2 separate regions of the Mus musculus genome follow, and region 2 is linked to region 1. Evidence: chromatin contacts called from ENCODE Hi-C or POLR2A ChIA-PET data. All regions are on one chromosome and are shown on one strand. Each heading gives the region's core, a stretch centred on a gene start or an enhancer-like site at or near the end of the contact. The rest is flanking DNA. Distances are from core to core; before and after follow the strand shown. Region 1 holds the start of Surf6 (surfeit gene 6). Region 2 holds the start of Brd3os (bromodomain containing 3, opposite strand).

Region 1 (3,488 bases), core at 655-3,154:
GTCCAGATGGGGGCTTCCAGTTTCCCTACCATGCCTCTGGGGTGGAAGAAGAGCCCTTAGAGGTGGGGAAGCAGCCACTGAGCCACCACCCCTTCACATCTCTCATGTGGCTGGAGGATCTTCAAGTAGACACTAGCATCATCCCACAGCCAAGAAAACTGTGACCTGAAACCTGGCCAACCAAACCCACAGTGTGGCCGAGTCACCTAAGCCACTGTGCTCAGGGCAGGGAATACTACATTGATGGGAAGAGGGAGTAAGGGGGAGATGGGAGAGTGAGGCCTAGGCTGGCACTTCATCACACATGTCCACCACATACAGGCATACATATACACACCATTCACACCTGCACACATGCGTGAGAGACTCAGAGATGCAAAGACAGTGTTGGCAATAGAGACACCAAAAGACGCCGAGGGATTCCAACAGCTCCAAGTCCTTAGAGTGGCTGGGTAACCTCTCCCAGGAGTTGTCCATCACAAAGCAGCGCATGTGAGGAGCACAGTAACACCAAGAGGCCTGACACCCATGGAGGGAACAGTGGGACGGCCCCTCCTTATATAGCTTTGGGTTCCTGGCATCTAGTAAATCCGTGACATAAAATAAATGGATGAAGAATCCGCTAGTACTGCAAGCTATATGACTGCAGCACCTGTACCTTTGATGCCACCTATTTTTGCCATCCTACTTAGAGCTATCATGCCTGCATCTTAGAAGGACTGGCCTTGGGCTTGGAAAGGCTGAGGTGTCTTGCTCAGAAGCGAAGATCTTAGAAACCGGGAGCTCAGACCCCATTGCCCCTCAGTACCAGGCTCACGGCTGACATACAGAAACCATGGTTCTCGGGCAGGTATGTGCATTCAGCCTGTCACTCCTGACTACCATCAGCATGCCTCATCCATGGTTGTAGTCCTGGGTCTATAAGGAACATAGGCTGGTCACCAGGTGACCCAGCACCTACAATAGCCAAAAAGAACATAGCACTGGAATGTGTAGCTAGGGGCAAGTCACTGCCCCAGTGAGGGAGTTTTCCAGCAGTGATGCCAAAGCAGTGTTAACTGTTGGAAGAGCTTGTAAGTGCCCTGGAGAAAGCTTAGCCACCTAGTGAAAGACAGTGTTTTATTGTTTAGTCAATTCTGTCGTTCACATTTAAAAGCGAAACTTCTCCTTTAAAGGGCACCATTGTCTTTCCTCTGCTTGCGTGGCCAGGGCCAGAGCTCCCTGGAGATACTGCTTGGGGATTTAGTGTTCTAGAAATTCAGAGTCACAAGTGATGTAAGTTGTGTGTCACCTTTTTTCATGAACTTCTGAGTTGCTGGGTCACACCCAAAAAACTACCGGGCAGGCTCTTCTTTGGGCTTGCCTTTCCCTTCATTTCCTCATAAGTAGCTTTAACGCCATCTGCAAGTAGTTTCTTATTCCTAAGGGCTCATCACCATTGAGATTCATTGCTACCGCATGTAATCTAAGATCCACGCCATACTCAGGTCTCTAGTTGTGGCCCACGTCTTTTTATACCTGATTGCGTTTTGCTCTGTGTGGCGGGAGTGGCAATAGGATGCTGGGCATCCCCTGCAGGCGGGGTTCTGACCTTCAGTCCAGCAGTAGGGAAAGAGCTATAGTAGCCCAGGTCTGCCCGGCCCTGAGGGCTTCAAGCTCGGTGGGAGCCCAGCCCTCTCAGGTTACAGGCTCCATTTTCAGAGAAACGCCTCCAGATTGAGGAGTAGCCGGCCCGTCAGGCATGGCTAATTGAGCTCCGAGAGGAAAGCAGCTGCTAGCGGATTTACACTGTGGCTTCCGGGGCTGGCTGGCTGGTTTGCTAACCTGGAGTTTAGATTACGGCTAATCCTTGGGGGTGGCTTCCGGTGCTCCAGGCTGCGTCTGCGCATAAGATACTTCCGGCGGGGTCACGCCGCTCTACTGGTGGTACCTGCGTGTACGGAGCTTCCGGCGGGGCTCCACCGCGGGAGCTTCCTATTCTGGTCCCAGCCTTGGTTGGCAGCATGGCTTCTCTCCTGGCCAAGGATACCTATCTTCAGGACTTGGCCAAGAAGATCTGCGCGCAGCCTGGCCCTGAACGACAGAGGAGCACATGGGGTAAGGCATCCGGCTCGAGCAGCTTTTGGGAGCAGACGCCGTCAGTAAGGAGCCCGCTGTCCTAGGTCGGGGCCGGACCCCCCGCAAGGGATATGAGTTCGAGCGGGTGGGTACTCGCGGGGACAGCAAAAGCTTGAGCTCTGGGCCCTGAAGGAGTGGGAGGCAGTTAGGAAATTACCAGACTCGAACGGAAAGAAAATCGGGCTTGCTACTACAAGTGTGAAGAGTTTTCTTACTGGCGTGTGTGTTTTTCAGCCCTTGTCTGTGAATGTGTTTCTTGTGTTGAAAGAACGCACACTCCATTCTTGGCTGTTTAGTTTAAAGCGCTAACATTTCCTTATCTTTGGAAGTGGAAGCAAGTCTTAAATCATAAAATGTTAATTGCGTCTGGGCCTGGTTGGTAGGGAGGCTGAGGAGAAAGACCTCGAGGTCAAGACCCGCCTGCCTGTCAGGACTACAGGATGTGATCACCTCTGCATGAGCAACTTCAGGAAACTCTCCGAAAGTAAAAGGAGCGGGTGGAGATATGGCTCAGTGGTTAAGAGCACTTGCTACTTTTGCATAGGACCCAGATTTGGTTCCCAGCAGCTACATGGCAGCTGACACCAGCCCCTAATTCCAGTTCTAGGGACTCATTAACACTCTTCTGGCTCTCAGTGGCACCAGGGATGGTCTTGATGCACAGACATACTTACAAACAGCACTCATAAAAGTAAACGAGTCTGGGAGGCACAGGTGGGAGGTGGTCTGCAAGCCTTTTAACACCAGCACTTGGCAAACAAGCAAGAAAGATTACTGTGAATTCCAGATGGCCAGGACTGCATACTGAGACCCCTTTTATTTGTTTGCTTGTTTGGAGACAGGGTTTCTCAGTGTAGCCTTGGCTATCCTGGAACTTGCTCTGTAGACCAGGCTGGCCTTGAATTCAGATTCACCTGTTTCTGCCTCCCAGGTGTGCCACCACCGCCTGGCTTAAGATCATGTGTTAAAAACAAACAAACAAACGGAGCTGGAGAGAGGGTGCAATAGTTCTGTGTATCTACAGCTCTTAGGAGAGGACCAGATTGTTCCCATCAGCCACCCTCATTTATGGTGCACATGATTAAAATGTAATAAATTTACCAAAAGAAAAAGGAGGTTTGGAAGTATGATTTAGTGTTGGAGTACTTGCCTAATGTGTGTGAGAGCTGTTGTGTGGTATCATGTAGGAAGACACATGAGTACCTGCTCAGCCAGGACACACATGCTGCACGTGAGCACAATGAAGCATTTGGTCTGGAGCCCATTTAGAATGATGGTGGCCTGTAAACATGGGTTTAGGTTTCCCCAAGTCCCATTTTCCAAGGGAAAATATTCCTTGAAGTAGTTTCTTGAAGTTTGACAGAACGAAG
Region 2 (3,566 bases), core at 929-3,428, 540 kb before region 1:
TACCCTTGATTTTGGCTGGGACTGAGCCTAAGGACCTAGGCCCCTCAGGAGGCTCCAGCTAGTCAGGCTGGATGAAGTGTTTGAGGGATGCACCGTATCCTGATAGTTGTAACACAAATGTGCACATCTGCAAAGAGATACAGAGTACAGTGAATACAGCCATGGATGAGACATGCCTTTTGCATACATTACAAGCCAGGTGTCATCTGCCTGATGAGTGGGCAGAGCAAGGTGCACGGGGAGGGTTGGTGCCTCTGGAGCAGTTTGACAACACAGTGCAGAGTGAGGAGACGTGCAAACCCTTGGACAGTGGCTCTCGGCAACCACTGTCACCATTACTGTTATTTTAGAAAGCTGAGTAAGGTTTTACACAAGAAAAATGAGAAAGGGAAGAGTTTTTAAGATGTTTATTTAGAAAGCTCAGTTTTGACAAAATGCATCCCCACATTTGCATAGCCATGGGGGGGGGGGGAAGTGCTAGCCTCTAAATGAGTGCCTTCGCAGCCTGGTAGAAGAGAGGATCCGATTCGTCACCATCAGAATCCACTTTCCCCACACTCGATTAGGCTTGGAATCACTTCGGGGCACATTTTGCTTAAGGACACACCTATATAAGAGGCCACATCTGGTGGCTAGTGTGGATGCTATCACAACGCAGTAATGTCACTACCAGCACTGCCCCCCTTTCACATGCCACTGCAGTGAGCTGACAGATCTGGGACCCTGCAAGAAGAGTCACCTCCTTACCCTGGACCTGATCCATTCTATATCAGGCAGCAGCTCACAGCAGGTGAGGGTCGGGGTGTGTGTCTCTCTTGCTTCCCTTTTGTTTGGAAGCATTTCCTGGGCTTGGGCAGTGAGAGGAGCATCTAGGTACCTGTTGTGCCCCTAATAAAGTGTTGGATGACATTCTTGGGTGTTGCGTTTTTATACCACGGCTTGATCTTCATGGCCATCAAGGGTCTTCTCCCTGGAATTACATGATTGAGCAAAACTTAGACTGGCCAGTGTCCCTAGAGACCCCAAGCTGGTTTTTGTCTCGAACTAAGATGGCCTCATTTCCATACTGGGAGTACCACATGCTGCGGCTTCTGCTCAGGTATGTACTAGGTGGTACAGACTCCAACTTCTGCTGCTCTTGTTGCCAAATGAGCAAGGACGTATCCCTGTACCGGAGGCGGGCATAGGATTCTGACAGGGCCTTTTCTGCCAGCGGGACTCGCCCACTCATCCCACAGGCCCAGCGTCCTGCACACCTGGCTTTCCTCCTAGGCCAGGAACAGCCGGCTGCTGTGCTTTGTAACTAGTTGGCCAACAACCTTGATGGCTGTTGGGTTTGGGAGTCCTTGTTCAACTTAATAGTGAAAGTAGGTAACTTAGACCTTCCATAGGCAAGATCCTCAGGAGGGCAGGAGAATCCAAGACACATCTCTGACCATTCAGGAGCCACGTGAGAGCCATTCCAGACAAAGTGCTCTAGTGTTGACAGTGACTCCACACCACTCCTGGGAAGCTTATCAGGTGTCCACTGCCGCTGCAATACTGCTGAGCTCAAAGAGATGTATCCAGGGTGTCTGCAGCAGGGGCTGGCCTGTCCACCCCGCTCAAAACACAATGGGGATGTGGACTAAGCGTTGGTTCAGGTCCTTTCTTCTAGCCAGTCTTCCACTCTTACCAAGGGTGACACTACAAAGGGAAGAAACTGTCGGAAGGGGAGGGGAGTCGGGGACAGGCCCAGCATGGGCCTCACCACCAGGAGCAGCCTCTATGGGCCAGAGTGTTCAAGCGAGGTTACTCACGGATGCAGCTTGCTGAGCTGAGCTGAGCGGAAGGATGAGGCGGATGGACAATCGCAGGTCCCTTAATAACCCACAGACGGTTGGCGGTCCCAGGGTCTCCTCTCCGCTGGTGAGAGAAGCGGTCCTCAGCTATGGAGTAGAGAGCTACTGGAAGGAGGAAGGATGCGAGCCCTACGCCCCAGCGGCCAGCAAAGTCACCGCTTGCCCGGATGCTCCAGCGAAGCAGACTTTGCCACCGGCGCTCGCGGACACGCGTGGGCCTGCTGACGCAAGGGATCCAGGTCCCGGGCAGAGCCAGGAGGCCGCGGCTACGTCTCCATGGCAGCGTCGCAGGCGTGGCGAGCCGAGCACCGAGGACCAGCCTGCAGACGGACACATCGATCATTCTGTGGGCGGGGCCAAAGACCTAGAGGGAGAGGAGGAGCGTCCAGAGGGCGGTGGGGAAGGAAAGGGGAAGGACTGGAGTGGGAGGGGGAGCTTGGAGAGAACTTAGGTTAGGGGGCGGAGAGAATAGGGGGAGGAGGAGATCCAGAGAAAAGGGAGAGGGGAGGAGCTTGAAGAGAGGAGGAGCCGGAGAAAGAGGCAGAGCGAGATCCAGGATAAGGAGAGAGTGGAGAGAGAGGAGGATCCCGAGAAATTTGGGAGTGTGTAGTGGGGGAAGAATCTAGGAGATGGGGAGGCTCTGGAGGGGGGAGCATGAAAGGAATGCTAGGAGAAGACAGAGCTAGGGAGGAGAGGATGAGGATTGAGAGGAGGAGCCTGAAGAGGCAGAGGAAGAAGAGGCGTTTGGGGGAAGCAGAGTGGGCATTGCAGAGTGGAGGGGGTGGTAAACACAAAGGGAGAAGCCAGGATAGAAAAGGAGCCTGGGGAAGACACTCTGGAGTCAGGACTGGGAGGGAGATGGGGCTAAGAGCTGGGGAGAAGAGCTTGGGGGCATTGTAAGGAGGAGCATGGAGGGTGAGGAGCGGCTAGGAAACCTGGAGGAGATGCTGAAGAGGGATTAGGAGTTAGCATTAGGCACCTTCCCAGTTCTCGATCCTAACATGGTTTCTGAGGTTTTCTTTCTTTCTTTCTTTCTTTCTTTCTTTCTTTCTTTCTTTCTTTCTTTCTTTCTTTCTTTCTTTCTTTCTCTCTCTCTCTCTCTCTCTCTCTCTCTCTCTCTCTCTCTCTCTCTCTCCCTCCCTCCCTCCCTCCCTCCCTCCCTCCCTCCCTCCGTCTCTCTCTTTCTTTCTTTCTTTTTTTGTTTTTTCGAGACAGAGTTTCTCTGTATAGCCCTGGCTGCCCTGGAACTCACTTTGTAGACCAGGCTGGCCTCGAACTCAGAAATCCACCTGCCTCTGCTTCCCACAGTGCTGGGATTAATTTTATGTTTGGGTTGGAGCTTTTGTGGTCTGGAGTTTGACGCCACGGCCTTGGGCATGTTAGGCAAGTGCTCTAAGGCTAAGCTTTGTCTTCAGTCCTTATTTTCTTTGTGCAGTTTCCTTCTCAGACCTATTGCTGTTATTATTGACATCCCACTCAGATGATGGGCACATTTGTTTTCAATTTATTTAATGTGGTGTGGGATGCATCATTTCAAAAGTAGCTGCGAAATTCCGCCATTCCACATACTGCTCATTTGAATTGTCCTAAAGCCCCAGGAAAATTCAGCATACACTCCTATTACACCCGACCAAACACTGTGACCCCGTGTCCATCATTTTTCTGCATAAGTTCTATTTTCACACTTTAGTCCGATGCCAGTTAAGAATATTGACATCAGTGGGT

Evidence for each region. A loop is a pair of places that touch in the nucleus more often than their neighbours do. ChIA-PET counts read pairs that join two places held with the same protein, here RNA polymerase II (POLR2A).
Region 2: a loop to region 1 is called in a map of left cerebral cortex, with 2.5 times the contacts of the local background. The contact joins the promoter of Brd3os here to the promoter of Surf6 in region 1. A Hi-C loop is called at or near these places in 2 of 37 maps with a recorded cell type or tissue (heart and left cerebral cortex). POLR2A ChIA-PET finds 5 or more read pairs at or near these places in 1 of 5 experiments (embryonic stem cell).

Annotation. Positions count from the first base shown.
Region 1 is chr2:26,901,303-26,904,790 of GRCm38, reverse strand. Surf6 (surfeit gene 6) reads left to right here and starts at 1,904. Exons shown (of 5, transcript NM_009298.4): 1 at 1,904-2,097. The coding sequence starts at 2,004.
Region 2 is chr2:27,441,048-27,444,613 of GRCm38, reverse strand. Brd3os (bromodomain containing 3, opposite strand) reads right to left here and starts at 2,178. Exons shown (of 2, transcript NM_001360791.1): 1 at 1,800-2,178; 2 at 393-1,686. The coding sequence starts at 1,231. The coding sequence ends at 977.